Regions from separate parts of the Homo sapiens genome. Here region 2 is linked to region 1. A link is an interaction called in ENCODE POLR2A ChIA-PET data of the cell type or tissue named here. Cell type or tissue: CD4-positive, alpha-beta T cell. All regions are shown on one strand. Each heading gives the region's core, and the rest is flanking DNA. Links, peaks and the distances in the headings are about the cores only.

What was found. Peaks named below come from ENCODE experiments on the same cell type or tissue, not always from the same donor. Only the 100,000 strongest peaks of a DNase experiment are listed, where the experiment ranks them.
Region 2: POLR2A ChIA-PET joins it to region 1 with 12 read pairs; 3 of 35 experiments call an interaction of 5 or more read pairs at or near these places.

What each region holds. Positions count from the first base shown.
Region 1 is chr7:152,311,130-152,327,555 of GRCh38, reverse strand. KMT2C (lysine methyltransferase 2C) reads left to right here. Exons shown (of 59, transcript NM_170606.3): 4 at 12,218-12,418; 5 at 15,610-15,758. Among named protein-coding and RNA genes, the nearest start is that of KMT2C, 120 kb to the left of the region's middle. In CD4-positive, alpha-beta T cell, for the core only: no CTCF peak of the experiment used is centred there; a DNase peak (open chromatin) is centred at 9,885.
Region 2 is chr7:152,368,558-152,384,983 of GRCh38, reverse strand. All of the region lies in intron 1 of KMT2C (lysine methyltransferase 2C), which reads left to right. It also overlaps the pseudogene SEPTIN7P6. Among named protein-coding and RNA genes, the nearest start is that of KMT2C, 59 kb to the left of the region's middle. In CD4-positive, alpha-beta T cell, for the core only: no CTCF peak of the experiment used is centred there; no DNase peak of the experiment used is centred there.

The sequences.
Region 1 (16,426 bases), core at 5,120-13,119:
AGAAATGGTGTAATGCATATGTGGTATTGAGAGGTACAGAATGCAGAATATTTGCTAGTTTAGAGCAGGTGCCTGAGAGCCTTCTGAAAGTATTCTGTGCCTCTGTATCCTCTAGGCCTACTTCGGGAACCCATTGTAGTTCTTAACCTTCTTGCTTGGTTCTTCTGCAGATCTTAAGGACACAGTATGCCTGACTGACTTATCTTTTTGTCACCTGTGAGTAGCACACTGTCACTGTTAGTCCTCATCTAATACTTGTACAGAGAATGAAAGTTAAAAGCTACTCATGAATATATGATAATTTCATTTATAATAATCATGGCCTATCAGTGGAAAAGAATAGGTCACTCAATAATTGGCTATCCATGTAAAAAATATAGGTAGATTGATGCTCATGCCACATGGAAAAATAACCTTGAGGTAGATTAATAAGCAATGCCATTGTTATTTATTTATCCTGGGCTATACTACCACTACCACTGTTATTTTCATTAGACAGGACAGAGTGAATGTACACTGAGAAAGCCAGCATACTGTAAATACAGACTTGGTGTTTATTCCAAGCTCCGACTTTTTGACCTTTATTTATTCATTTTTATCTCTCTGTCCCACAGTTTCCTTAAAATAGGATGAACAGATTGAATTTAATGAATTTTATTTTATTTTATTTTTTTTGAGACAGAGTCTTGCTCTGTCGCCCAGGCTGGAGTGCAGTGGCACGATCTCAGCTCACTGCAGGCTCCGCCTCCCGGGTTCGCGCGATTCTCCTGCCTCAGCCTCCCAAGTAGCTGGGACCACAGGCGCCTGCCACCACACCCGGCTAATTTTTTTGTATTTTTAGTAGAGACAGGGTTTCACCATGTTAGCCAGGATGGTCTCGATCTCCTGACCTCGTGATCTGCACATCTCGGCCTCCCAAAGTGCTGGGATTACAGGCGTGAGCCACCGTCCCCGGCCTGAATTTAATGAATTTTAATGGTGCAGTATATAAAATGTTCTAAATGAATATGTATAATTAATAGGATTTTAGCAAGATTACTAGATAACAAAATCAAAATGCAAAAATCACATGTATTTTTATATATTAGGAACAGAGTTAAATGGTATTTTTTAGAATATTTTCCAATAATATAAAATAATATGTGACTAGGATTATGTGCAAAAATGTAAGACTTTTATAGAGAAAATTATAAAACTTTTTGGAAAGATTAAGGATCACAGACATAATAGCAGTATAATACTCACATTTTAGGGGATTCAGTATTTTAAAGATATTCTTTCCCAATTGATGTGTAGGTTCAAGAAAATTCTAATAAAAATTTCTACAGTAAATTTTACAAGCTGATCTTAATTTATATGAATATGCAAAAGACAGGATAAGCCAAAGGACCCATGAAGAAGAGGAAGGATTGCTTTACTTGATACTAAGACTTTTTGTAACACACTAATAAATTAAGTCAGTGCTGTATTACCACAGAAACAGACAAATAGACCAATGGATCAGAATAGGGAACCCAGATACAGATACATGATTAATATGGACAGGTTATTTATAACAAAGGGGCATCACAAATTAGTGAGGAAGGAAGTCTCTTTCAACAATTGTGCTAGAACAATTAGACATACTTTAAAAAAAAAAAAAAAGAAAGACCTAATTTATTCATGTCTACTCCAGTTAATTTATAGACTTAACACGTGAGAAGCAAATTAATAAAAGAAGTTAATGTAGAGGAATTTCTTCATTGCTTTGGGGTAAGGAAAGACTTTTAAAAAACAAATGGAAAGCCCTAATTATAGAAAAGGGTTGATTGGCCAGGCACAGTGGCTCATGCCTATAATCCTAGCACTTTGGGAGGTTGAGGCAGGAGGATTGCTTGAGCCCAGGAGTTCGAGACCAGCCTGACTTGAACATGACAAAGCCCTGTCTCTACAAAAAATACAAAAATTAGTAGGACTTGGTGGTGCTACTCAGGAGGCTGAGGTGGGAGGATCGCTTGAGCCCAGGAGGTCGAGGCTGTAGTGAGCTGTGATCCTGCCACTGCACTCCAGCCTGGGTGACATAGTGAGACCCTGTCTCAAAAAAAAAAAACACACATAAAAAGAAAAGGGGCCGGGTGCGGTGGCTCATGCCTGTAATCCCAGCCCTTTGGGAGGCTAAGGTGGGTGGATCCCTGAGGTCAGGAGTTTGGGACCAGCCTGGCCAACATGGTGAAACCCCATCTCTACTAAAAATACAAAAATTAGCTGGGCGTGGTGGTGGGCACCTGTAGTCCCAGCTACTTGGGAGGCTGAGGCAAAATTGCTTGAACCTGGGAGGTGGACGTTGCAGTGAGCCAAGATCGCACCATTGCACTCCAGCCTGGGCGACAAGAGAGAAACTGCATCTCAAAAAAAGAAAAGAAAAGGATTGATTAATACCACTATACTTAAATTTACAACTTTTCATGAAAAATACCAAGAGTAAAAAGATAAATGACAGAAAAGGGAAAAATATTTCTAAAGCATATAACTAACAAAGAACTTATGTTCATATGTATTTAAAAATGAAGCAAAACAATGCAATAAGAAGAAGCTTCTGTAGAAGGCAGTAAGCATTACTTGATTACTTGCAATAAACATTACTCGATTACTTTCAATAAACATTACTTGATTATGACATTTTTTAAACATGCTGTTGGGTTTTAGTTAGCTAATATTTTGTTTATGTTCATAAGCAATATGAATTTTTGTAATATTGTAATGTCCTAGTTTTGGAGACAAAATTACACTAGCCTCGTGTGTGAGGCATCTTTCAGTTTTCTTATTTTCTGGAACAGCTAGTTTAAGACAGGAATTGACTCCATGTAGGTCTGAAGTAACTGTCATAAAATTACATGGGTCTGTGGGGTTTCTTCTAGAAAATGAAGTCATTACCAGTTCAATTCAAAGATTTTTTTTCTTGGAATATGTATTCCATAAATTTGCTCCCCACTTCCAAATTTTTTTCTATTCAGCTGTCTGTTTCATCTTGTACCAATTTTCTCATGTTATATTTTTCTCAGAACATATACATTTTATCTAAAATGATTCATGATACATTTATTATTTTTGAATGTTATTTTTGATTGGCAAATCCTAATTGTACATTTATGAGTACAGTGTGATGTTTCAATTCATGAATGCAAAGTGGAATGATTGAATCAAGTAAATTAACATCCATTACCTTGATTAACTCTCATTTGTTACTTGAAATTTACTCTTAAGTTGGTGCAAAAGTGATTGCGGTTTTTGCCATTACTTTTAATGGCAGAACCACAATCACTTTTGCACCAAACTAATAGTTATTTTAAAATATAGGTCACCCTGCTATGCACTGTATCTCAAAACCTATTCCTCCTGTCTCAACCTTCGTATCCTTTGCACCAAATTGTTATTTTAAAATATAGGTCACCCTACTATGTAGTATATCTCAAAACCTATTCCTCCTATCTCAATCTTCATATCCTTTGACCAACAACTTACTATTTCCTTCTTCCTGCCTTACCTTCTCCGAGTGTCTGGTTACCATCACTCTACTACTGGTTCTTTTAGTTCAACTTTTTTAGATTCTACATATAAGTGAGATCATGCCGTATTTGTCTTTCTGTGCCTGGATTATTTCACTTAGCATGATATCCTCTAGATTCATCTGAGTTGTTGCAGATGACAGGTCCCTCCCGCTTCTCTCTCTCTCTCTCTCCCCACTCTTCCTTAATCCCCTTCCCCTCCCCTCCCTGCCTCCCTTCCCTTCCCCTCCCCCTCTTTTTCTACCTCCCCTTCCCTCCCTCTTTTTTCCTTCCTTCTCTCCCTTCGTCCCTCCCTCCTTCCCTTCCTTCCTTCCTTCTTTCCTTTTTTTCTTTCCTTCCTTTCTTTCTCTTTCTCTCTCTTTTTTTTTTTCTTTGAAAGGGTGTCACTCTGTTGCCCAGGCTGGAGTACAGTGCCATGCTCACAACTCACTGCAGTCTCAACTTCCTGGGCTCAGGCAATCCTCCCACCACAGCCTCCAAGTGGCTGGGACTACAGTTGTGTGCTCACCACACCAGGCTAATTTTTAAAATTTTATGTAGAGATGGAGTCTTACTGTGTTGCCCAGGCTGGTTTTGAATATCTGGGCTCAAGCAGTCCTCCAGCCTTGGCCTCCCGAAGTGCTGGGATTATAGGCATGAGCCACCACTCCCCATCCTCCCGCTTTTCAAGGCTGAATAGTATTCCATTGTTTATATATACCATGTTTTCTTTATCCATTCATCTATTGATGGATACTTAGGTTGATTCCATATCTGGCTATTGTAAGTAATGCTGTAGTAAGCATGGGCATGCAGATATCCTTTTGACATTGATTTCAGTTCCTTTGGATATATACCCAGAAGTGTGATTACTAGATTATATGGTAATTCTATTTTTAGTTTTTTGAGGAACCTCTTTACCATTTTCCATAATGGCTATACTAATTGACACCCCCACAGCAATGTACAGGACTCCCATTTTTTCTGTATCCTTGGCAATACTTATCTTTCATCTTTTTAATAGTAGCCATTTGTTAGGTGTTAGCCAATAGCCAGGTGTTACGTGATATATACTTGTTTTAATTTTCATTTCCCTAATGAGTAGTGATGCTGAACATTTTCTCATGTACCTGTTGGCCATTTGTATGTGTTCTTTTGAGAAATGTCTGTTCAGGTCCTTTGCCCATTTTTTAATCAGGTTGTTTTCTTGCTGTTTATTTGGGTTCCATATATATTTTGGATATTAAATATTTTCTCCCATTCTGTGGGTTGTCTCTTTACTTTGTTAATATTTTCATTTGCCGTAAGGAGCTTGGTGGTTTAGCCATCCCATTTGTCTATTACTGCTTTTGTTGCCTATGCTTTCAGGGTCATATCCAAAAAGTTATTGCCCACATGGAACTTTCTCCCTATGTTTTATTCTAGTAGTTTTATAGTTTGACATCCGAAACATAAGACTTTCATCTATTTTGAATTGATTTTTTGTGTTATGTGAGACAAGGGTATGATTTTATTCTTGTGCATATGGATATACAGTTTTTTCAGTGCCATTTATTGAGGAGACAGTTCTTTACCCATTGTGTTTTCTTGGCATCTTTGTTATAAATCAACTTAGTGTAAATGCGTGAGTTCATTCCTGTTCCATTGGTCGATGTGTCTTCTTGTTTTTTGAGCCAGGGTGGTATTTGTAGCCCAGGCTGGAGTGCGGTGGTGTGATCTTGGCTTTCTGCAACCTCTGTCTTCTGAGCTGGAGCCGTCCACCCACCTCAGCCTCTTGAGTACCTGGGACTACAGGTGTTCACTACCACCCCTGGCTTATTTTCGTATTTTTAGTAGAGACGGGGTTTCACCATGTTGCCCAGGCTGGTTTCAGACTCTGGGCTCAAGCAGTCTGCCTGCCTCAGCCTACCCAAGTGCTGGCATTACAAGTGTGAACCACCATGCCTGTCCAGATGTATGGTTTTTTTTTTTTTGGTGCCAGTACCATACTATTTTGATTACAATCATTTTGTAATGTTTTGAAATCAGACAGGGTGATGCATCCAGCATTGTTCTTTTTGCTCAAGGTTGTTTCGGCTGTTTGATGTCTTCTGTGCTTCCATATAAATTTAAGGATAATTTATTTCTGTGAAAATTGACATTGGAATTTCGATAGATATTGCATTGAATCTGTAGATCACTTTGGGTAGTATGGACAGTTAGTTTCACAGTATTAATTCTTCCAGTCCATGAACATAGGATATCTTCCCATTTCTTGATGTTTTCTTAAATTTCTTTTGTGAGTTTTATGGTTTTCAGTATACAGGTCTTTTACCTCCCTGGTTGAAATTACACCTAAGTATTTAATTTTTTTGTTGCTATTGTAAATGGGATTATTACATTAATTTTCTTTTAGGATCGTTTGCTGTTAGTATATAGAAATGCTACTGATTTTTGTATATTTACTTTGTATCCTGCTACTTTATCAAATTTGTTTATTAGTTCTAACAGTTTTTTGGTGGAGTCTTTAGGGTTTTCCATATATAAGATCATGCCATCAGCAAATAAAGACAGTTTCACTTCTTCCTTTCCTACTGGGATCCCTTATGTCTTTCTCTTGACCATATTGCTCTGCCTAGGACTTCCAGTAATATATTGAAATTTTTATATTCAGTATTTTATATTTTATATCAATTTTATATTCAGTATTTTCATTATGATTTTATTTCACATATTGGGATTTCCATTTTAAGTGAAAGATTCTTAAACAATATCTTTTCTAGTTTCCAAATTTATTTATTTATTTATTTATTTATTTTCTTGAAAGGGAGTCTTGCTCTGTTGCCCAGGCTATGCAATGGTGCGATCTTGGCTCACTGGAACCACCACCTCCTAGGTTCAAGCGATTCTCCTGCCTCAGCCTCCTGAGTAGCTGGGACTACAGGCGTGTGCCACCATACCCAGCTAACTTTTGTATTTTTAGTAGAGACGGGGTTTCGCCATGTTGGTCAGGCTGGTCTCAAACTGCTGACCTCAGGTGATCCACCTGCCTCAGCCTCCTAAAGTGTTGGAATTATAGGCATGAGCCACTGCACCTGGCCAGAAGATTTTAAGTTATCCATTTATTATACATTTTTAGTTTTACTGCATTATTGTCAGAGAATGTTGCCTGCATGATGTTGGTCACTTGCTATGTATCATGTATTCTTTTATGGCCTACTATGTAATCCACTCTTGAAATATTTTAATATACTTGAAAAGAATGTGAACCGTTAGTTGTAGATAGAGCTGAATATAGTATCTCAAACTAATTTATTATGCTCAGGTAATTAATAAATAATGAACAATAAAGATGTTCAATACTTAATTTTTATTGGTTTGACATAGTATTTTCTGAGAAAAATAATTAAAATCTTCCACTGTTGTTGATTTAATTTTTTTAGTCTTCCAGTTTTGTTCTGAGAAACTCAGGTTGAGTTTCTCCTATCCAAAATGCTTGGGACAGGCCAGGTGTGGTGGTTCATGCCTGTAATTCCATCACTTTAGGTGGCCAAGGCAGGTGGATCACCTGAGGCCAGGAGTTTGAGACCAGCCTGGCCACCATGGCAAAACTCCGTCTCTACTAAAAATACAAAAATTAGCTAGATGTTGTGGCGTGTGCCTGTAGTCCCAGCTACTCGGGAGGCTGAGGCAGGAGAATTGCTTGAACCCAGGAGGTGGAGGTTACAGTGAGCCAAGACCGTACCATTGCACTCCAGCCTGGACAACGGAGTGAGACTCCATCTCAAAAAAAACAAAAACAAAATGTTTGGGACCAGATGTGTTTTGGATTTTGGATTTTTTTTGGATTTTGGAATATTTGCACATACATAATAAGATATTTTGGGGATGGGAGACATGTATAAACATGAAATTTGTAGGGTCCAGCCCCACAGGTTCGGTGGGTTTTCTCCCCGTGTGCGGAGACGAGAGTATAGAAATAAAGACACAAGACAGAGATAAAAGAAAAGACAGCTGGGCCCGGGGGACCACTACCACCAAGACGCGGAGACCGGTAGTGGCCCTGAATGCCAGGCTGCGCAGATATGTATTGGATACAAGACAAAGGGGCAGGGTAAGGAGTGTGAGCCATCTCCAGTGATAGGTAAGGTCACGTGGGTCACATGTCCAGTGGACAGGGAGCCCTTCCCTGCCTGGCAGCTGAGGCAGAGAGAGGGAAAGGGAGAGGGAGAGGGAGAGCTTATGCCATTATTTCTGCTTATCAGAGACTTTTAGTACTTTCACTAATTTTCTACTGCTATCTAAAAGGCAGAGCCAGCTGTACAGGATGAAACATGAAGGCGGACTAGGAGCGTGACCACTGCAGCACGGCATCACAGGCAGACGGTTAGGCCTCTGGATAACTGCGGGCGGGCCTGACTGATGTCAGGCCCTCCACAAGAGGTGGAGGAGTAGAGTCTTCTCTAAACTCTAAAAGAGTTTAGAGACTCCCTTTCCCGGTCTGCTAAGTAGTGGGTGTTTTTCCTTGACACTGACGCTACCGCTAGACCACGGTCCACTTGGCAACAGGTGTCTTCCCAGACGCTGGGACCAAGGACTCCTCTGGTGGCCCTGTCTGGGCATAACAGAAGGCTCGCACTCTTGTCTTCTGGTCACTTCTCACTATGTCCCCTCAGCTCCTATTGCTGTATGGCCTGGTTTTTCCTAGGTTATGATTGTAGAGTGAGGATTATTATAATATTGGAATAAAGAGTAATTGCTACAAACTAATGATTAATGATATTCATGTATAATCATATCTATGATCTATATAACTATTCTTATTTTATATATTTTGTTATACTGGAACAGCTCGTGCCCTTGGTCTCTTGCCTCGGCACCTGGGTGGCTTGCTGCCCACAGAAATTCATTTATGTTTCGTATATACCTTATACACATAGCCTGAAGGTAATTTTATAGAATATTTAAGTAATTTTATGCTTGAAACAAAGTTTATATTAAGTACTTAGGTGTGAAATTTTCTACTTGTGATATCATGTTGGTGCTTAAAAAGTTTTGAATTTCGGAGCATTTCAGATTTTGGATTTTCAGATTGGAGATGCTTAACCATCTCTTTCAGATTCGAGATTCATTTTGAGACCAGATTCATGTTGGTCTGAGTATATGGTTATGATCGATATCTATTATACTATTCATCATTTTGTTAGTGTGTAACATCTTTTTCATCTCTAATGTCATGTTTTCTTTTTGACATAACTTTCATTTTGTCTGATAAAATTATTGCCACTCAAACTTCCTTTTGGTTTATGTTTGCCTGGTATCTTTTTACCTCTTTTCCCATCAACATTTTTGTCCTTGTTTTATATGTCATTTGTGTTTATACTTCCAACATTTTTTGCACCTATTTTTTTTTTTTTTTTTTTTTTGAGATGGAGTCTTGCTCTGTTGCCCAGGTTGGAGGGCAGTGGTGCGATCTCGGCTCACTGCAACCTCTACCTCCCTGGTTCAAACAATTCCCCTGCCTCAGCCTCCCGAGTAGCTGGGATTACAGGCGCACACCATCAATGCCTGGCTAATTTTTTTGTATTTTTAGTAGAGATGGGGAGGGGGTGGGTGGGTGGTGTGTGCTTCACCATGTTGGCCAGAGTGATTTCGAACTGACCTCAGGTGATCTGCCCAACTAGGCCTCCCAAAGTGCTGGGATTACAGGTGTGTGCCACCACACCCAGCTGCACCCAATTGTTAGATCTAATTTTAATCTAATCTCAAAAATGGTCTTTTAATTGGTGATTTTTGCCTTTTAATTGGTGGTTTTGGTTTACATTATTGTAATGGCTAGTAAGATTTCGTATGCTATTTTAGAAAATGTTTTTTAGTCACTGTATATATGTTTTTTCTTTCTTTTATTTGTTTTTGAGGTGGAGTCTTGCTCTGTCGCCTAGGCTGGAGTGCAGTGGCACGATCTCAGTTCATTGCAACCTCCGCCTCCTGGGTTTAAGTGATTCTCCTGCCTCAGCCTCCCGAGTAGCTTGGATTACGGGCGCCTGCCACCATGCCTGGCTAATTTTTGTATTTTTAGTAGAGACGGGGTTTCACCATGTTGGCTGGGCTGGTCTCGAACTCCAGACCTGTGATCTGCCCGTCTCGGCCTCCCAAAGTGCTGGGATTACAGGTGTGAGCCACCATGCCCATCCTCTTTTTCTTTTTAAAATACAGGCAGGGTCTCACTATGTTGCCCAGGCTGGTCTCAAAATCCTGGGGTTAAGCAATCCTCCTGCCTTGACCTCCCAAAGCACTGGGGTTGCAGTGTGAGCCACTGTTCCTGGCTGAGTTGCTGTAGTGCGTGACATCTAATGAGGTACATGAAGAGGAGCCTTTGTGTGGGTTAGAATTCCCCTGTCTTTGGTCACAGGTGTTAACATAGTCTCACTGTGTTTCACACTTGGCTTCTAGCAATTTCTTAAAAATTTTTACTGAGTTCTTATCACCCTGCTGGTATGATATCAGTGGCCTCTTCCTCAGAGGTGCTATTGTCACATTTCTTTATGGAAGTGTCTTTCATTTGGTGGTGAGTTGGTTGCCTTGTGATTTCTGCCCTCTGATGGGTTTCAGAAAAGTGAATTTGCAGATTCTCTGGTTGGGTTATGTTGTGTGGTTGGGCACAATGTTGTTTGCAGCTTTCTACAGCCAGACCAAAAGCTAGAAATTTCCCTTGACCTCGTATTAAAAAAAAGTCAACAATAAATTACTCTGAGGTGTTTGACCTCCCTTACTTCATACAACCTTTTCTAATTCTTTAATAATTTAAGTACTTCTCTAAAAGTATTTTCATTTTTGATCTGTTGTCTGGCAAAATTTCTGAGGTCTTCTAAGCCAGAGAGTAATTTTATTATACCTTCACATTTAAGCGATAGTTTTGAATATAAAATTGAATGCTAAGGTATTTTTCTGCAATAGCTTTAAAATATTGCTCCATTTTCTAATCAGTGCTGTTACAATCAATGTTGATAAGACTAATGTCAATCTGATTGTTGCTTCTCATGGGTAGTGTTTCTAGGGGAAGAAACAAACCAGAAATGGGATATGGTGAAATAAATGTAAGCTTAATAGCTCAGAGAACATTACAAATAAGGGGATAGTAAGATACTGGCAAAGCATAAGGTGGTGGTCTCTTTTTGGAAAGAAGAAATTTTCTTTTTCAACTTGACTTGATTTTTTTTTTTGAAATTACACTACATTTAATTTGTGTATGTCTCGGTACCAGCAGACAACATAGTTTCTCATGAACTTGAAATAGGTAATTTATTACAAAAACAAAGCTAATTTTGATAAAAGTAATTAGTTGAGAGTCCAATATGATTTAAACCTAAGTTTTAAAAAGTCACCTCAAAAGGCTATAGGTTAGTTCTATCACCTGGTAATGCAAGATATGTAAGATCATGGGGTAAATACTGTAGAGGTAACTTTAATGCCCAAGAAGGAGGATTTGGGTATAGCAGCAGTAAATATCTTGTGAAGTGTAAATATAATCAAGAGGAAGCAGTCCTTTTAATTTCATTCTTTCTAAGATCTCTTAGTAAGTGTATATTCTATATATGTATATTGATTGTTGTCTCTTAATTTTTTAATGTTTTCTCCTTTTTTATTAATAGACTTAGAGCATTTTTAGGTTTACACAAAAATTGAGCTCATTCTCCCACCTCTACCCCCAGCAGTTTCCCTCATGATTAGTATTGTGTGCTGTGTTACAGTTGGTAAACCAATATGGATACATTATTTTTAACTACAGTCCATAGTTTACATTAGGGCTCAGTATCTACCATTATAGTATCATATAAAATGGTTTCACTGGCCTAAAAAATCCCCTTTGCTCCTAATCATCCCTTTCCTTCTTCCAGTTCAGCTCTTCTGCTTCCCTAAAAATCTACTACCACTCAACCCAGGAACTATTTAAGTTTATATTTTTATATCTCCCCGTGTGTATGCATGTGTGTGGTATATATATATCATGCATAATGAACGTTCTATCAAGTGGTTAAATAAAACTGTCACCATATGTTTTACAGAACTGTCATACAGTTGGGTGGCTACTAAACTCTACCTTCTTTCCCATTTTTAACTTGCATTTTTTTTGTTTCCTGAGACAGAGTCTTGCTCTGTCACCCAGGCTGGAGTGCAGTGGTTCAATCTCAGCTTACTACAACCTCTACCTCCCGGATACAAGCGAGGTGCCTCAGCCACCCGAGTAGCTGGGATTACAGGGGTGTGCCACCACACCCAGCTAATTTTTGTATTTTTAGTAGAGATGGGGTTTCACCACGTTGGACAGGCTGGTCTCGAACTTCCACCTCCCAGAGTACTGGGATTACAGGCATGAGCCACCGTGCTTGGCCCCCACCTTTAGCTTTCTTACTTGGATTTTTTTCTAGTCAAATATAAAAGAAAATAACTTTTCTAACTGCTAACTAGAATTTTTTGGATTTGATATGTGTACTACTTTTTAAAATGCTATGGAAAAGTAGAATTCCAAATGTATAATTATTAAACTTAATTGTTCTTATGGGTAATCACTGAATAGACTGTAGAAAATAGATTGAAAAGCTTAGCTTGTGCTTTAGACATAATTTAAAAGCACAAGTATCTATAGTTATCGCTTAAAGCAGTTGAATAAAGCTACTTTTCTCCTTCTCTGACTTACATTTCATTTTTACTAGTGAACAGCTCTGCGCTTTTTGTTACTGTGGGGAAAAAAGTTCCTTAGGACAAGGAGACTTAAAACAATTCAGAATAACGCCTGGATTTATCTTGCCATGGAGAAACCAACCTTCTAACAAGAAGGACATTGATGACAACAGCAATGGAACCTATGAGAAAATGCAAAACTCAGCACCACGAAAACAAAGAGGACAGAGAAAGTAAGCAGTTTCGACTTTAAATGTTGGAATAGATTAAGACTGCATATAATTTATTTCCATTATAATGTTTATAAATTTTCAAATGGGATTGTTCTTGTTGAACAGTTTCTCCTGTTCTCCACATTTATGGGATACTCTGACTCACCATTAACCCAATTAATCCAACAAACTATCCTTTTCACAAATTTTTCTTGTTATTTTTTAAAAAGTTTATATTAATTGTATATGAAAGCGGTGTGATCACAAAACTAAACTTTTGGAAGAAAACTTCAAAGAACATAACACAAGCTGAGAGGGAGGGAGTTCATGGAATTTATAAATGGAAATAATGTAATAATAAAACAGATCAATAAAGTCCTTCTTTTGTTTCTCTAAATAAGCTTTTAATTTTAAGAATATAACATAATACAATAGCAAATCCAGAATTGGTTTTCACTACTCATGTCTTTTGTGTCATTCATTCATCAATCCATTCAGTCATTTATTTAATTTATATATAAGTTTGTGTGCTTCAGAAAATGTTGCACTGTCCTATACATTCTTCCCTCCCTCCCTCCCCTGCCTTCCCTCCCAGAAGATGCTTTTTTCTTTTTTAAGGAATTTTTTTTTTGTAATGATGTGTGTATGTCTGTATTCACGGGCACATTGTAATTACCTAAAGGTCTTGTCTGATATAGTTTAAAATATTTTGTACAGTTGTGTTTAAAGACCATATTAATATGGAGACTTGGCTGTGCTGGTTAAGGGAGTAGAAGTTTCTGTAGTTGATGAGAATGTGTAAAAATTAATTTAGCTTGCAAAGCTAACACTGCCTCTTGAGGGTTATGATGTAATCACTCAAGTGCTTATCTGGCTTATATCCAAATTTAAGTACTAAATCATTGTTGTGTTGTACTTATTTGATTGGCTCATTGTTTTGAACTGCTGCCAATGCCTTGAAGACCTGAAGTAGGAAATGAAACAATAAAAAGAGGGAGAATCTTTTAAAAGAATTTAAGGTGGAACAGTTTAAGGAAACTTAGAAGTACTATATTTGGAGAGTTGTGATGTTTTGGAGGCTATAGCTTTTTCTTTAGTTGTCAGTTGAGTACACACATCTTAATAAAATAATCAAAAGGCCAGCAAACTTAAAATGTCTATTAGCAAATTTAATGGAGTGAATCAGGCTGTATCTTATATCCTCATGTTCTGCCTTAAATAATGGCAATTATATAAAATCCTCTCCTGAGAAATGGAATTGGTTTCATTTCCTTGTTTTAAAAGTGAAATTAATTTTTAGTGAAAATTCTTATGAGCTCAGATAATTATATAAAAATAGCCTTTGTTAAACGAAAGTCTTTATATATACTTAGTGCTTACCAACTTAATAAGTAATGATAATATGGCAGTTAATGAAGTACACTTAAAAATTTGGCATCATTGAAGGGTAGGCAATTAATTTAGCTTGGTAATGATTTCAAATATTTACAAAATGTATGTTGCTAATGAAGTTTAAATAGCTAGTTAATTTAAAAAACAATTTTACAAAGGTTTTGAAAATGTCTTTGCTCATTTTCACTAAATAAAAAAATCAAGAATTTTTTTCCTTTTTTTGTTTTATAACTAAGAATTTTGTGGGTATGCATTTCAGCTGATTCCTCTTGATATCTCTTTCTAAGCTGGGCTGCTGTCATCCTTAGTGTTGACATTGATATCTTACTGATATGGTATATACATACAAACCAGTCTCAAAACTTGAAGGTTGAATTTGATTAAGCTGCTGGTTAGGACCTGATTAGTAATAAATTAGTCATTCTCTTGGTTTTTTTACACCCCTTTCCCTCATCAAATACTAGTGCAAAACAGTATGCTAAAACAACATTTAGTAGTTATAGATGAACTGTTGGTCTTTTTTTTTTCTCCCAATAAAATAACAATGATTTGTAATGGAGCATATATTTGTAGGAATAGAGATTATACTTATAGGAAAGAATTTGTTCTCATTTTACTGTGGGCATTTATTAAAATGAGAATTTAAAGTTAGCATAGCATGCTATACCTTTTAAAAAAAGTCTATGCATTTCTAATGCTGAACATAAAAACATTACTGGTTATTTTTATATGGTTTGATATTTAAATGTACTTATTGAAATATGTTAATACTTTTTTTCTTTCAATGATTCCAGGTATAAAAATGTTTAGTACCCTGGTCATTGTGCTGATTTTCTCTTAATAGGAATCATGATAAATATCCAGCATACAGAAGTGCAGTGAGTTATGATCTATATTCAATAGTGATTTAATCCAGAATTATGATCAGGTTAAATACTATGATATTAGGAGAAGATTTAAGTTTTAGTGGTAGTCATCTGATTTCCCATATTTAATAATTAAGTACAATAGCCATTTTTATTTATTTAATGGTCTTAAATAATACCTAAAGTGTTAGACCTTGAAAGCCTGAAATCTCCCATATGTTGTTTACTTTATTCAATGTTCTTTTTTTAGACTATAGTTTTTGCTGTTATACTATCTTCCTTATTCTACATGCCTTTGGTAGCTATTTTGCTTTTGCTTTTTACTTCCAATTTGTGACATACAGTCTTGATTGAGAGTACTTGCAACGTCATGCCACAGACCAGCTGTTGAGATTTGTTGACGGGACCATAAGAAAGCTACAGCTGATACATTCCATTCCTCCTGCCTCTGTTTTCACACTCTGTAGTGGGTTTTCATTTTCCCTGGAAAATATCCTTTCTTTACACAGTTAACTGCCACCTCTGTTGTGGCAGTCCTCAGTCAAGATACAGCAGACTAAACATTTCTGATTTGATCAAGTTTTGTTTTGTAAGCGTTTAAGTAAAGCCAAAGGAAATACTCAGTTTATGTGTTAAATACAATTCCTGACTAGGATATGAGAGTTGGTTTTAAAAACATTATATTATGGAATGGAAAAACAAATTTACAATTTAATACTTCCCTGTGGGTTTGGAGACTCTTTTTCTTACTTGTTACTTATACGATATAATATGGCAACCCAGTTTAATATTATACCATGGATAATACTAACAGATGAATTCTAAAAGTTGTTTTATGACAGTTAATGGCTGATAAATTAAAATTGATTTGGCAGTACATTGCATTTAAACAGTTAAAAATGAAACAATTTTCTGCTTGTTTTCACTTTCACAGTTATTTTATTTTATTTTCAGAGAACGATCTCCTCAGCAGAATATAGTATCTTGTGTAAGTGTAAGCACCCAGACAGCTTCAGATGATCAAGCTGGTAAACTGTGGGATGAACTCAGTCTGGTTGGGCTTCCAGATGCCATTGATATCCAAGCCTTATTTGATTCTACAGGTATGGGCATGTTTTCAATAATGACTGCCTCTTAATTCTGGAAGCATTTTAATTTTAATACATTATTAATGTCCTCAATAATAAATACCTTTCATCTAGAAATAATTATAATCATACTATAAAAAAATCATTATTAAATATGCCTGGTTAGGTAAAAGAAAAGGTTTATCTATTTAAAATCTGTACAGTACCACCACCGGACTGGATGCTTTTTAAAATACTTGTATTTTTTCTTGTGTAGATAGCGGTGCCATGGAGATCTGACAATTGAGAAAAGAGAAAATTTTAAAGGGGAAAATTTTAAAGTGAGAACTTGGGGAATGTGGCATTCTGAGTCTATTTTATTTGGGCATGAATGAAAATAGGTCTTAGCCGGGTAGATTATCTTATTATAACAGTATTGTAACTCAGCACTCATGATATGGTGCTACTGGAATTTAAAGTACATCTCATTCTGTAGTTGAACTGCAGATTGACTGATAGTGGTTCAAGTGTTATGTGATGGATAATTTAAAGGCTGAAGTGTTAATAATCATTGATACGTGCTCTCACTGTGGGATGAGGGAAGTAGAGGTGTATGTGTAGTTTATTTTCTATACATTTCCTTTGTATATCACCTCAACAAAGTACTAAGTAATACTTTGTTTGCTTTATATAAAGATACCAGA
Region 2 (16,426 bases), core at 3,085-11,084, 59 kb before region 1:
AACTGTTGGTGACTAATGCCTAGATCTGTTGATTCATTAAGAGTTGTAAAATGATAATGTTCTAGTTGTGTTACTCCTTCATTTTATTATCTGGAATACTGTTTTATAAAAAGAAAAGTTTCCATCACCTCTTACTTGGTTGCCCAGTGTAACTGTTCATATGGGAAAGGCAGAATAAATGTTTGCTTGTTTACCTTTCTTTACCAGTTTCCAGTGTAATCAGTAGGTTCACTGTATTTTCCAGCTGTGATTAATAAATTTTTAAAATTATTATTTTTAATGTATCTGTTACTGTATAGGACAGTATCTGGAAATACCCAAAGACAAGATCTCTAAAGGAGTCATCGGCTAGTGGTGGATCAGTGCAGCGTGGTGGTGGTGGTGGTGGTGGTGGTGGTGGTGGTGGTGGTGGTGGTGGTGGTGGTGGTGGTGGTGTTATGCACATGGGGGATAATATAGCAGAGGCATTTAGCTTGAAATCAGGAAAGAGCTCTGGAGTTATCCTTGAGCTGCATTTTGAAGGTTGAGTAGCAGTTTGCTATTGGAGGAGGTAGAGGTTACTTTTCAGGCAGAGGGAGCAGCATGTGCAAAGGCTCTGAGATGTGAGAGTTTGTTACTGAAGAAATTCAGTAGGGCTGGAAGCTCAGTGAGCTTGGTGCGAGAGAGTCAAGAGATGAGGCTTTAGAGGTAGTATGGGTTTTAAGTCATTCCAAGGAATAGTTTTGATTTAACTCTGAAGGCCATGGAGAGACATTGAAAGGTTTTATCCAAGTGAATGATGTAAGGAACAAACTGTGGAACTCTTGGGGCAGCACTGAGGAGAGTGACTCATGATGCCCCTTTTCTGAACTGCTTATACAGATTTCTCATTCTTGGCATTACTCCTGATTCCTCCTTCATCTACATGCACACGCGCCTACACACACGCACACACACACAGACACACATGTCTGCCTCTCGGATCTCCTTCTAGAGTCTTAGTTCTTGTTTTTTTTTTCAGAATTTGGGCAACTAACAAGGCTAGAAAGGAGGCCATCTAAAAAAGTGATTGGTGTTGAAAAGTTGCTGCTCCTGTCCTAGCAGCACAACTCTTCACGTCATAGTAATAGGAGTAATGACGATGATGAGTGTGGACAACTAATGAGCACTTAACTGTAGTACCAGGCACTATTCTCAGAATTCATTAGTGTGACAACCCTCTAAGGTAGGGTCTGTTATCCCCATTATACAGATGGGGCAGAAACGGCAGGGAGAAGTTAAGTGACTTGCTTAAGGTAATAAATGTAGTAAGAAGCAGAGGTGGGATTGAACCTAAACAGTCTGCATCTAGAGTTCATGCTCATAACATTCTATTTATTGCCTTTCTGGTTTTATGACCCCCTTCTTATCTAAGTGTATGCTCTGTGCCCCGCATATACAAACTAGTTCCCATAACATGTGTAATATAATCCCTCCTTTCCCAGGGTTTCCCGGCTTCCTGTCCTTCCCCTTAGCTTTCTATCATCAGTTTTTCCTAGGATTTCTGGTTCAGCCTATGTCAAAGTGAGAGTCACCAACATAGTTGATGATAAATACTGTTTGATTACAGGAATGTAGGAAGATGTGCAAGCATTCTACTAAAAATGCTTTTCCCACAGATAATGTAAACTAAGGTTGCTTAGGTTTTGTAAGACTGCCATTCAACTATAAATAGGCCTTATGTATGTTTACTAAATCAGAAAAAATTTAATGTAGCTAAATTTTAAATAATCAACAACAGAAAATAAAAATATTTTGCCCCACCATCTTAAGGTTACAAGACTTAGAGGTATATTTTATTTACATGCATGCATACACACACACACACACAAATTATATATAGATGTGTGGAAAATATAGAAAAGTAGAAAAATGTATACAAATATTTGAAATACATTATGTGGAATCATGTTTGTATTTTTCTTAGCTTAGGAAAGAAAGCCATTAAAAGAGTTACATGTCAATAACCATGATACTATAGGATTTTAGTAGTTGCAGAGTATTACATTACTTAAATAAATGATTCATGGAATAGTCTTTTTTTATTGGACAAGGAATTTTCCCCTCCACCTCAATCTTTGAGAGTTAGAAACAATGCAGAGATGAGTGTCTTTATAGTTAAACCTTTGTACATTTTATAATTTACTCATGATAAATTTTCAAGTTGAATTCCTAGGCCAAAGAGTATACAGATTTTAAAGACTTTCAATGTTGGCAGATATCACTTTAGGATAATTATACCAATTTATACTCTTACCAGTAATATATGAGTGTATATATTTACCTATTCCTTGCCAGTTCTGGAAATTGTGAATTTAACAGAATCTTCCAAAAAGCATTGAAAATTGGCCTGGGAATGTAAATATCCTTTTCTTCCCCATTCAGCTTACTAATGAATCTATCATAATCTCAGCTGTCTGAATCTAAAAGAGAACCAGTAAAATTGAGATGACAAGTTTATTGCAAAATAAATGACCTGAAAGCCACAGGCATTGGGTGGGGTGGGGGAAGGGCAGGTAATGGTGACTGAGGTGACTCTGTGTTTGGGTTTTTGAAAAGATGGTAGATTTGAAGGATAAGGAGTTCAGAGAAGTAGAAAGGCAAATAGGGGCCGTTATAAATAAGGACAGTGGCATGAGCCAACAGGGTTATCTCTCATGTTTATAGAACATGGCTAGATCTGGTTTCCCTATAAGTTGATTTCTTACTGTTATTCTGAGTTGAATGCGTATCTTTTGTCTCAATGAAGCCTGAATGGCTTTTGATGTCTCTGATCTGGAAAGGTTGTTTATGTATCTCAGAATAAGTCATTTTGCTAAAAAAGGCTACTCCTGAGGGAGAGCAGTGGAAAAAAGAGTTGGAAAAGTGGATTGTAGCTAGTTGAAAAAAGGATTTGAATGTCAAGCTTTAGGAATTAGGTTCTTATTTGGTATGTTACGGGCAACCATATGGACTTTTGAGCAGGTGAAAAATACAGTATTAATGGGTAGGGATAGCTTGGGAGGGAAGGAGACATGGACATTGAGCTTCAGAAAAACCAGTTAGTAAAATATTTCAGATGATACATTGGTAATAGAAAAGGATCCGTTGAAATGTGAGGCATTCACTTGGAAAGAACTGGCAGAATGTGGTAATTAACTGCTATAAGGACCCCAAAATAAAAGGAATAATCAAACATCACTCAAAGCTTTTAGCACAGTTTTTGATAACAGTCAGTGTCAGAAGGAGAAGACAACTTTGTTCCTAAAAGTTATATTGTAAAATAAATGTAGCTTATACATTTTTGAAAGTGAAATCTCAGGATTCATGGTATCTTTACTTCTACTTGCCAAATTATTAAAATGGTGTTATATTTCTTAAGATATTTTAAAGCCTCTATTGTAGAACAGAAATAGTAGAAAATGGAACTAATGTTTATTAACAATTACTATGGAAGAGGGAATAGAAATGTGTTGCTCTTGAACAGATTTATTCAGCTTTGGCACTGTTGACATTTTGGACTAGCTAATTCCTTGTCATGGGCAGTATCTCCTGTGTGTAGGATGTTAAGCAGCATTCCTGGCCTCCACCCGCTAGATATAGTAGCACACCCGCACCCCTCCCCCCCTCCCTGCCCCCGTGACAACCAAAAATGTCTTTAGACATTGCCAGATGTCCCTTGGGGAGCAAAAATTACTCCCTCTCCCCAGTTAAGAACCATTGTTCTAGAGTACAGAATCAATCCCACTAAATAAATGTTATTGGCGTGTTTAGAACAGTGCCTAGCACATAGCTGGCACTCAAATATTTGTTGAATAAATGAGTAGTCAGATTTTCATTGTGAATTAAAAACAGAACAAAACTTGATGACTGACCACTCAAGTTGCTTTTACAAAAGAAATGGGATGTCCATTGAACATCTGTTTTAGATCTGATTTCCCAATCTGGATTATTAAAATGAGGAGGCTATTTTTTCCCAGTATATAAATGATTCTAATACTTTTTGCTGTAAAACTTTTGGAGTCTCTCTGCTAAATTATGTTCCAGTTTCGTAGCTTGGGATTCAAGTCATAAATATACTAGGTCTGTCTTACCTTTCGGTGCTTTTATTTGTTCCCTTTTGAACATGGCTGAATTTTACTTTTCTGTCCACCTGCCCGCCATTCGTGCTACCCCTCCTTCCTTTTTCCACTCTCATCTTTTTCCCATTTTCCAGTCTGTAAATCCTACCTATCCTTTTATTTTTTAAATTACAAGATCTCATTCTGTTACTTAGGCAGGAGTGCGGTGGCACAATCATAGTTGACTGCAGCTTCGAATTTCTGGGCCCAAATGACCCTCCCATCTCAGCCTCCCAAGTAGCTGGGAATACAGGTGCGCAATACTGTGCCCGGCTAGTTTTTTTTTTTTTTTCTTTTGAGACAGAGTTTCGCTCTTGTTGCCCAGGCTGGAGTGCAATGGTGCGATCTCGGCTCACTGCAACCTCTGCCTCCCGGGTTCAAGCGACTCTCCTGTCTCCGCCTCTCGAGTAGCTGTGACTATAGTCGCATGCCCCCATGCTCAGCTAATTTTTGTGTTTTTAGTAGAGGTGGGGTTTCATCATAGTGGTCAGGTTGGCCTTGAACTCCTGACCTCAGGTGATCTGCCTGCCTCGGCCTCCCAAAGTGCTGGGATTATAGGTGTGAGCCACTGTGCCCAGCCTAGTTTTTTTTGTTTTGTTTTTTGTTTTGTTTTGTTTTTTTTTTTGGAGATGGAGTCTCGCTCTGTTGCCCATCCTGGAGTGAAGTAGTGTAGTGGTGTGATCTCAGCTCACTGCAACTTCTGCCTCCTGGGTTCAAGTGATTCTCCTGCCTCAGCCTCCCAAGTAGCTGGGACTACAGGCACATGCTGCCACCCCTGGCTAAGTTTTTATATTTTAGTAGAGATGGGGTTTCACCATGTTACCCAGCTGGTCTCGAATTCCTGAGCTCAGGCAATCCGCCTGCCTCGGCCTCCCAAAGTGTTAGGATTACAGGTGTGAGCCACCATGCCCAGCCATTCCCGGCTAGTTTTTGTAGATACTGGGGTCTCGCTGTGTTGCCTAGGCTGGTCTCGAACCCATGGGCTCAAGTGATCCTCCCATTACAGCCTCCTAAAGTGCTGGGATTACAGGCATGGGCCACTGTGCCCTGCCCTGTCCTCCTTTTTGAAGTCTCTCTCTCTCTGTCTTTTATACTTATTTTTTCTCTCTTGTCATGTCTTTGTCCTTGTCTTTTTTGATGGAGTCTTACTCTGTCACACAGGCTGGATTGCAGTGGCACAGTTCTAGCTCACTGCAGCCTTGAACTCCTGGGGTCAAGTGATCCTCTAGCTCAAGTGATCCTCCTACTTCAGCCTCTGAGTAGCTGGGGCTCTATGTGTGCACCACCACGCCTGGCTCCTTTGTCCATTTTTGTTTGTTTGTTTTTTGGAGACAGAGTCTTACTCTGTCGCCTAGGCTGGAGTGCAGTGGCATGATCTCGGCTCACTGCAACCTCCACCTTCTGGGTTCAGGCGATTCTCCTGCCTCAGCCTCCTGAGTAGCTGGGATTACAGGTGCCCACCACCACGCCTGGCTTATTTTTGTATATTTAGTAGAGATGGGGTTTCACCATGTTGACCAGGCTGGTCTTGAACTCCAGACCTGTGTTCTGCCTGCCTTGGACTCCCGAAGTGCTGGGAATACAGGCATGAGCCACTGCACCCTGGCCTTAACTACGTATTTTTTATATCTGCACAGTGTTTTGGAAAAAGTGGTTCAACTGAAAGAATGAAAAGATGGGGGCAGAATTTGCTTTTTAAAAAAATAATAATAATTTAAAAAAAGGGCATTGAAAAAAGTTTCAGTGGTGTTGGGAGGGCCTTGGAACAAGGAATGAATGGAAGATGAGGGAGTGGAGGGAGGCCATGTATGGACTCTTTCTACAGACCAGGCTGTTGAAGGAGAGAGGGCTAACAGGAAATGAAGTGCGGGGGAAGTTTTTTGAAGATGGGAGAAAGAGGACAACTTTTATATATTTCATTTCATTTGATTCCTTATAAATTTGTAAGGAAGATAGAGCTTGTATTATTTCAGTGAAGTTGAAAATAGAGTACAGAAAAATTAAGATACAGCACCCCCAAAACTGAGAACTTCTGACATAATACACTGTTGGAAATACTTACTTCAGAGTGAAGAAAATATTGGAAGTTAGGCTTGTTAATTGCTCTGCATGGTTCATAATTACTCTTTCTTATTAACTATTTAAGGAACATGAGACCAGGAAGTTAAATACCTGGGTATATGCAGATATATATCTAGAATTGGTACCAAAGTAAATACAGGCATACCTTGGAGATACTGTAGGTTCCATTATAGACTACCACAATAAAGTGAGTATCACCATAAAGCAAGGCACACAAATATTTTGGTTTACCAGTGCATGTAAATATTATGTTTATATTCTACTGCAGTCTATTAAATGTTCAGTAGCGTTATATTTAAAAAACCAATGTGCATACTTTAATTTAAAAATACTTTATTGCTAAAAAATGCTACTGATCATCTGAGCTTTCAGTAAATTGTAAGATTTTTTGCTGATAGAGGATGTTGGTGGCTGCTGACTGATCCCAGCAGTGATTGCTGAAGGTTGGGGTGCCTCTGGTAGTTTCTTACAATAAGACAACAATGAAGTTTGCTACATTGATTGCCTGTTTCTTTCATGAAAGATTTCTCTGTAGCACGTGATGCTGTTTGATAGCATTTTTTACCCAAAAGTAGAACTTTTTTCAAAATTGGAGTCAGCTCAAACACTGCTTTAACAACTAAGGTTATATAGTATTCTGAATCCTTTGTTGTTATTCAACAATTTCACAGCCTCTTCACCAGGAGTAGATTCCATCTTTAAGAAACCACTTTCTTGGCTCATCTGTAAGGAACAACTCCTAATCTGTTCAAGTTTTATCATGAGATTGCAGCAATCCAGTCACATCTTCAGGCTCCACTTCTAATTCTCTTGCTGTTTCCACTACATCTGCAATGACTTCCTCCACTTGAGTCTTGAACCCCTCAAAGTTATCCATGAGAGTTGGAATCAACTTCTTCCAGACACCTGTTCATGTTGATATTTTGACTTCCTCTCATGAATTATGAATGTTCTTAATGACATCTACGGTGGTGAATCCTTTCCAGAAGGTTTTCAGTTTACTTTGCCCAAATCTACTACAGGAATCACTTTTTTTTTTTTTTTTTTTTGAGACGGAGTCTCGCTTTGTCGCCCTGGCTGGAGTGCAGTGGTGCGATCTTGGTTTAGTGCAACCTCTGCCTCCTGGTTCAAGCGATTCTCCTGACTCAGCTCCCCCGAGTATCTGGGACTACAGGTGTGTGCCACCACGCCCGGCTTATTTTTGTATTTTTAGTAGAAATAGGGTTTTGCCATGTTGGCCAGGGTCTTCTTGAACTCCTGGCTTCAAGTGATCCGCCTGCCTTGGCATCCCAGAGTGCTGGGATTACAGGCATGAGCCACCGTACCTGGCCGAAATGTATTTCTTAAACAGTAAGACTTAAAAATTGAAATTACTCATTGATACGTGGGCTGCAGGATAGATGTATCGTACTGGCAGGCATGAAAGTAACATTCTTCTTTCTGAACATATCCATCAAAGCCCTCGAATGACCTGGTCCATTGTTAGTGAGTGCTAATATTTTGAAAGGAATGTTTTTTCCTTAGCAGTAGGTCTTGACAGTGGACTGAAAATATTCAGTAAGCCAACCTCTAAACAGATGTGCTGTCATCCAGGAGACTGTTGTTCCATATGTAGACAGCAAGCAGATTAGATATAGCATAATTCTTAAGAGCTCTAGGACTTTTTGAGTGGCAAATGAGCATTAGCTTCAACGTCAAGTTACCAGCTGCATTAGCCCCTAACAAGAGAGTCAGTTTTTATTTATTTATTTATTATTTTTAAAAGAGACAAGAGTCTCGCCTTGTTGCCCAGGCTGGCCTTGAACTCCTGGGCTCAAGCGATTCTCCTACCTTGGCCTCTCAAAGTGCTGGGATAACAGGTGTGGCCCCAGCCTGACCTTTGAAGCAAGGCATTGATTTTCCCTCTCTAGCTGTGAAAGTCCTAGATGGCATCTTCTTCTAATGGAAGGCTCTTTTGTCTACATAAAACACCTTGTTTAGTATAGCCACCTCCAGCAATGATCTTAGTTAGATATTCTAGATAACTTGCTACAGCTTCCATGTCAGCACTTGCTGCTTCACTTTCCACTTTTATGTTATGACGAGAGCATTTTTCCTCATGAACCAATCTCTACTTGCTTCCAGTTTTTCTTCTGCAGTTTTCTCACCTCTCTCAGCCTTCATAGAATTGAAGAAGGTTAGAGCCTTGCTGTGGATTAGGCTTTTTGCTTAAGGGAATGTTATGGCTGGTTTAATCTTCCATATGGACCACTAAAACTTTCTTCATATTAGCAACAAGATTGTTTCATGTTCACTGACATAGTGCTTTTAATTTTATTCAAGAATTTTTCATTTACATTCACAATTGGCTGAGTGGTACAAGAGGTCTAGCCTTAGGCCTTTCTCACTTTTTGATATGCCTTCCCCACTAAGATTAATCATTTGTAGCTTTTCAGTTAAAGTGAGAGGCACATGACTTTTCCTTTCCCTGAATTGTTTGAGGCCATTGTAGGATTAGGGTTAACTAATTGGCCTAATTTCAATATGGTTGTGTGTTGGGGAAACGGGAGGTCTGAAAAGAGGGAGAAAGAGAGATAGGGAATGGCTAATTGGTGGAGCAGTCAGAACACACATTATATGTTAGCCATCTTATGTGGGCGTGGTTCATGGTGTTCCAAAACAATTACAATAGTAACATCAAAGATAGCATGGTAGCTCACTCCTGGAATCCCAGCACTTTGGGAGGCCAAGGCAGGAGGATCGCTTGAGTTTGAGACTAGCCTGAGCAACATGGTGACACCCCATCTCTATAAAAAATAAATCAGCCAGGTGTGGTGGTACATGCCTGTTGTCCCACCTACCGATGAGGCTGAGCACTTGAGTCCGGAAGGTTGAGGCTGCAGTGAGCTGTGATTGTGCCACTGCACTCCAGCCTGGGTGACAGAACAAGACCCTTTCTCAACCAAAGGAAAAAATATATATATATCACTGATCGTAGATCACTATCACAGATATAATAATAATGAAAAAGTTCAAAATACTTTGAGGATTACTAAAACGTAACACAGAGACACAAAGTGAGTGCATGCTGCTGGAAAATGGTGTCAGTAGATTTGTTCAGGCTGGGTACTATGGCTCACACCTGTAATCCCAGCACTTGGGAGGCTGAGGCGGGTGGATCACCTGAGGTCAGGAGTTTGAGACCAGCCTGGCCAGCATGGTGAAACCCTGTCTCTACTAAAAATACAAAAATTAGCTGGGCGTGGTTGTGGGCGCCTGTAATCCCAGCTACTTGGGAGACTGAGGCAGAAGAATTGCTTGAACCTGGGAGATAGAGGTTTCATTGAGCCAAGATCATCCCACTGCACCCCAGCCTGGGCGACAGAGCAAGACTCCGTCTCAAAAAAAAAAAGACTTGTTCAGTGCAAGGTTGACAAAAGCCTTTGCTATTTTAAAAAAAACTCGCTGGGTGTGGTGGCTTACGCCTGTAATCCCAGCACTTTGGGAGGCCGAGGTGGGCAGATCACCTGAGGTCAGGAGTTTGAGACCAGCCTGGCCAGCATGGTGAAACCCTGTCTCTACTAAAAATAAAAAATCAGCTGGGTGTGGTGGCACGTGCCTGTAGTCTCAGCTACTCATGAGGCTGAGGCAGGAGAACCACTTGAACCTGGGAGGCGGAGGTTGCAGTAAGCCGAGATTGTGCCACTGCAGTCCAGTTTGGGCAGCAGAGTGAGACTGTGTCCCCAAACAAACAAACAACTTATTATCTGTGACGTGAAATAAAATGAGGTATGTCTGTAAGCAAAATGGATATTCCTCTTAATGTTTGACATTATTTTTTAATCGAGGAGTTCTGAAAAATTGATTTTGCATGGATTTTTTTCCTTGTGTTTTTCTCTTCAATTTTTTTTTTTTTTTTTGAGAGACAGAGTCTCCCTGTGTCACTAAGGCTAGAGTACAATGCTGCGATCTCGGCTCACTGCAAGCTCCGCCTCTCGGGTTCAAGCCACCCCAAGTAGCTGGGATTACAGGAGTGTGCCACCATGCCTGGCTAATTTTTGTATTTTTAGTAGGGACAGAGTTTCACCATATTGGCCAGGCTGGTCTGGAACTCCTGACCTTAAGTGATCCACCCACCTTGGCTTCCCAAAGTGCTGGGATTACAGGCATGAGCCAGCACACCCGGCCTGATTGTTCAGTTTACACTCCTACTAGTGTCGATTTTCCCATAACCTGACTAGCAGAGTGTGTTATCACTCTTTGCTAATTTGGTATCTGAAATGATACTCCTTGCTTTCATTTCCATTTCTAAAATTGTTTAGTTGAATATCTCATGTGTTCAGAGACTTTCACTCTTTCAGTTGTTGGACTGTATTTGTTATTTTTCTATTGAGAATTTGTTTTTCTCATTCACTCATTTTAAAAATTATTATTTTTAAAATTTCTTTTCAATTTTTATTAATTATTATTATTATTATTACTATTTTTTGAGACAGAGTCTTGCTCTCTTGCCCAGTCTGGAGTGCAATGGTGCAATCTCGGGTCACTGCAACCTCCACCTGCCAGGTTCAAGTGATTCTTGTGCCTCAGCCTCCTGAGTAGCTGGTACTACAGGCATGTGCCACCATGCCTGGCTAATTTTTGTATTTTTAGTAGAGATCTCGGGGTTTCACCATATTGGTCAGGCTGGTCTTGAACTCCTGGCCTCAAGTGATCTGCCCGCTTTGGCCTCCCAAAGTGCTGGGATTATAGGCTTGAGCTACCAGGCCTGACCAGTAGTTTTCATTTTTCATATCATTGTTCGATTTCCCTGATTACTTGGTAAAGTTGAGCACTTTATCATATTCTATAGGTTGATTAATTGTGTCTGAATTTCTTATTCAAAAATGAATTTGTTGTTCATATCCTTTGTCCCTTTTTAAAAAAAATTAGGTTTGTGTCTCAGGATACTTTATTCTTCCTTTATGTTCATAAGTAGAGTTTTATATTACTTATTAAAGTTATTCCTAGTAACTTTGTTGTTGATATCTCTTTCTATTACAGTAGAATAATTATTTCTACTGTATGCTGTATAGAAAAGTTATTGATGTTTATATGTTACTGTGTTGATCTGACAATCTTAAAGAACTCTTTTAACATTTCAGTTGATAAACTTGTATTTTCTAAGTAGACATTAGTGATATTTTCTGCTAATTATGACACTTTAGCCTGTTCCTTTATGGTATTAAAGTGTCTTATTTCTTATCACTTAGCTTAATGACACAACATCCAGTATTAAGTGGCTTTGTTTTAAAGTTTGATTCCCTGTGAAATTTTATTATTTTGTTCAGTGGGAGACAGAACTGTAACTTGCTTTTCAGAATTGTTAGGCTGTTATCTCAATATTTGTTATTGAATCCATATTTTTGTCCTGAGTTATAGAACCATCTACTCTTTCAACAAAACATATATTGAGTGCTTATGTTTCATCTGGTGCTGTTAGGTGTTGGGGGTGCAGCAGTGAATAGAACAAATTTCTAGTCTTCATGGAGTATACAGCTAAAGAGACAGTAATAAACAAATAATATTTTTTTGATCCATAGTCATTTGGATTTACAGATGCGGAACCCGTGGACATAGAAGTCTTACTGCATTTATATCTGTTTTTTTTCTGCATTTGTTGAGATGATCATTTTTCCTTGATTTGTAAATATGACAACCATATTAACAGATTTTCCCTTTTGATTTCTTTATGAATTTTCTAGCTTTCTTCCTATGTCATTGATTTCTAGTTTCATACAATTGTTGTTAGAAAGATACTTGAAATGATTTCATTCTTCTTGAATTTGTTAAAACTTGTTTTGTGGCCTAACATATGATCTATCCTGGAGAATATTCTGTGTCTGCTTAAGAAGAATGTATATTCAGCTGCTGTTGGCTAGAATGTTCTGTATGTGTCTGTTAGGTCCATTTAGTCTGTAATGTTCAAGTCTGTGTTTCCTTATTAATTTTTGTCTGGATTATTTATCCGTTGTCGAAAGTGGGGTATTTAAGTTCCCCACTATTACGGTATTGCTATTTCCCCCTTTAGTTCTATTGATAGTGCTTTATATATTTAGGTGCTCCAAATTGGGGCATGTATATATATTTATAAATGTTACATTCTCCTGATGAATTGACCTCTGATCTCTTTTAACACTTTTTGACTCAAAGTCTATTTTATTTTATGTAAGGATCCTCTGCTCTCTTTGGTTAACATGTGTGTGGAATATCTTTTTCCATCTCTTCACTTTCAGCCTCAGTCCTTTAAAGCTAAAGAGAGTCTCTTGTAGGCAGCATATAGGTGGATCTTGTTTTTAAAAATCCGCTTGGCTGGGTGCAGTGGCTCACGCTTGTATTCCTAGCACTTTGGGAGGCTGAGGTGGGTAGATCACCTGAGGTCAGGAGTTTGAGACCAGCCTGACCAACATGGTGAAACCCCATCTTTACTAAAAATACAAAAATTAGCTGGGTGTGGTGGTGGGCGCCTGTAATCCCAGTTACTCAGGAGGCTGAGGCAGGTGAATCGCTTGAACCCAGGAGGTGGAGGTTGCGGTGAGCTGAGATCACACCATCGCAGTCCAGTCTGGGCGACAGAGTGAGACTCCGTCTTAAACAATCAAAAATCCATTCAATCTGTGTCTTATTGGAGAGCTTAATTCTTTTCATTTAAAATAATTATTGATAGGTAAGGAGTTACTACTGCCATTTTGTCAGTTTTTCTGACTCTTGTAGTTTCTTTGTTCCAGTCTTCCTCTCTAGCCGTCTTCCTTTGTGATTTGACGATTTTTTGGTAGTGATATGCTTTTGATTTTCTGTTTCATGTATCTTGTAGGCAGCATATCATTGGATCTTGTTTTTAAAAATCCACTCGGCCAGGCACGGTGGCTCACACCTGTAATACCAGCACTTAGGGAGGCCAAGGCAGGTGGATCACCTGAGGTCAGGAATTCGAGACCAGCATGGCCAATATGGTGAAATTCCATGTCTACTAAAAATACAAAAATTAGCCAGGTGTGGTGGCATGTGTCTGTAATCCTAGCTACTCAGGTGGCTGAGGTGGGAGAACTGCTTGAACCTGGGAGGTGGGGTTTCCAGTGAGCTGAGATCATGCCACTGCACTCCAGCCTGGGTGACAGAGCGAGACTCCATCTCAAAAAAAATAAAATGAAATGAAAAAATTAAAAAAAAAATCACTCAGCCAATCTGTGTCTTCTGGAGTATTAAATTTATTTCCATTTAAAATAATTATTGATAGGCAAGGAGATGCTATCGCCATTTTGTCAATTTTTCTGACTCTTGTAAGTTTGTTTGTTTCAGTCTTCCTCTCTTGCTGTCTTCCTTTGTGATTTGATGATTTTTTTGATAGTGATATGCGTTGGTTCTTTTCTGGTTTATGTATCTACTACAGCCTTTTTTTTGTGGTTACCATGAAGCTTACATAAAACATCTTATAGTGTTAATAGTCTATTTTAAGCTGACAACCTCAACAGTATACCACAACTTTACATTTAACGTCTCCTTTCACATTTTGTATTATTGATTTCATAATGTATATCTTTTATATATCATGTATCCATTACCAAATTGTTGTATGTATAGTTAATATTTAATACTTTTGTCTCTTTACATTTATACTAGACTTAAATCTGATTTAGGTACCACCATTACAGTATTGGAGTATTCTGAATTTGAATATATTGTTATCTTTATAGTGAGTTTTATTCTTTAATATGTTTTTATGTTTTTAGAGTTCTTTTGTTTCAATTTGAAGAACTTTCTTTAGCATTTCTTGTAAGGCAGGTCTAATGGTGGTGACCTCCCACATTTTTTTCTGTAAGGGGTCACATAGTAAATATTTTAGGCTTTGCTGGCAATATGCTGTCTGTTGTAACTGCTGATATCTGCTATTGTAGCATGAAAGCAGATGTAGACTGTATGTAAACAAATATACATGGCTATGTTCCGATAAAATTATTACAAAGACCAAGTACAGGACTGGATTTGGCCTCTGGACCGTAGTTTGCTGACCAGTGATTTAGACTTCTAACATGGTAGATTACATTGATTGATTTTTTGAATATTGAACAAGTGTAGCATTCCTGGGATAAACCCTACATGGTGTGGTATATTACTCTTCTTATGTTCCTGAGTTTGATTTGCTAATATATTCTTGATGATTTTTGTGTTTATGTTCACTTAGGAAATTGGTCTTTAGTTTTGCTTCTTTGTACTGTCTTTGCCTGATTTTGGCTTTAGGATAATGCTGACCTCATTAAATGAGTGGAGAAATGTTGTTCCCTCCTTTTTCTGGAAGGGATTCTGTAGAGTTGGTGTTACATCATCTTAAAGTGTTGGTTAGAAATTAGTTAGTGAAAGCACCTGGGCCTGGAGATTGTTATTTCAGAAAATTTCATACTATAAATTCAATTTCTTTAATAGTTACAGAGCTGTTCAGGTTACATATTTCATCTTGGGTGAGTTTTGGTAGTTTGTCATTTCCTATGAATTGGTCCATTTCATTTAAAGATATCAAACTTATGTGTGTGGAGTTGTTCATACTGCTCTTTTATTGTCTTCTTTTTTTTTTTTTGAGACGGAGTCTCCCTCCGTTGTCCAGGCTGGAGTGCAGTTGTGTGATCTCGGCTCACTGCAAGCTCTGCCTCCAGGGTTCACGCCATTCTCCTGCCTCAGCCTCCTGAGTAGCTGAGACTACAGGTGCCCACTACCACGCCCAGCTAATTTTTTTGTATTTTTAGTAGAGACGGGGTTTCACCGTGTTAGCCAGGATGGTCTCGATCTCCTGACCTCATGATCTGCCCGCTGGGATTACAGGCATGAGCCACCGCACCCAACCTTATTGTCATTTTAATGTCTGTGGAGTCTATAGTGAAATCCCCTTTCATTCCTGTTTTAGTTCATTTTCTATTGCTATAGCAAAATACCCGAGAGTTGGTAGTTTATAAAGGAAAAAGATTTATTTGGTTTATGGTTCTGGAGGCTGAGAAATCTAAGATGGGTTGCCGCATGTGGTGAGGGCTTTGTGCTGTGTCATAACATGGCAGAGAAGTGCAAGGGGAAGCACATGTTTGCAAAGAGAGGCCAAACATGAGAGGCATCCTCACTTTATAACAACCTACTCTTGTGGGTTCACTTCTCCAAGAGTGAGAACTCCTTTCAGAACGACATTAATCCCTCTTAACAACCTAATCACCTCTTAAAGGTACCACCTCTCAACACTGCTACATTGCAGACCAAGCTTCAACATGAGATTTGGTGAGGACAAATGATATTCAAACCATAGTAGTCATTTTTTTGTGTGTGTTAGTTTTGCTGGAATCTTGTCAATTTTATTGATCTTTACAAACAGTCAGATTTTGATTTGAGTTTTTAAAAAGTTGTGGTAGAATATACACAAAATATAATTTGCCATCTTGTTTTTTTTTTTGTTTTTGTTTTTTTTTGAGACAGGGCCTCACTCTGTTGCCCAGGCTGGAGTGTGGTGGCGTGATCTTGGTTCACTGCAGTCTCTGCTTCCCAGGTTCAAGTGATTCTCCTGCCTCAGCCTCCCAAGTAACTGGGATTACAGGCACGTGCCACCATGCCCGGCCAACTTTTGTATTTTTAGTGGAGACAGGATTTTGCCATGTTGGCCAGGCTGGTCTCGAACTCCTGACCTCAAGTGATCTGCCTGCCTTGGCCTTCCAAAGTGCTGGGATTACAGGTGTGAGCCACTGCTCCTGGCCCTTAACTATTTTTTTTTTTTAACCTTCCACAGTCCTTTTATTTTGGAATAGGCTGTAAACAATCAAACCACGAGAACATGATTGTACAACAGTAAAATGTTCTCCTGTATTAAACTGAAGATATCTGTTTAATAAAAAAAAGAAAAAGAAAATGTAGGAAAGGTACTTAGAGCTGTTACTTTCTAAGTACACAACACCCTAGACAATTCAAGGCATCTTAATCTCCATCAAGAAAAACAAGAAAAAATAATTTTTGTCACGCTGTTAAATCCATCATTATGGATGAAACTGGTGCATATTGGTCAAACGGATCCAACAAACACTGATGTCCAAGCTGGCATATTGGCAACTAATACGTAACTGGTGGTCAATAGAGAGTTTAAAAGATCTTCCCTTTCTTCTTGTTCTTTTCCAAGGTTCTCGAAGAGTTCTGTTCTAAAATATGTTGTTGAGCTTCCCAGTTTGCCTTCTCATCCTCAAACT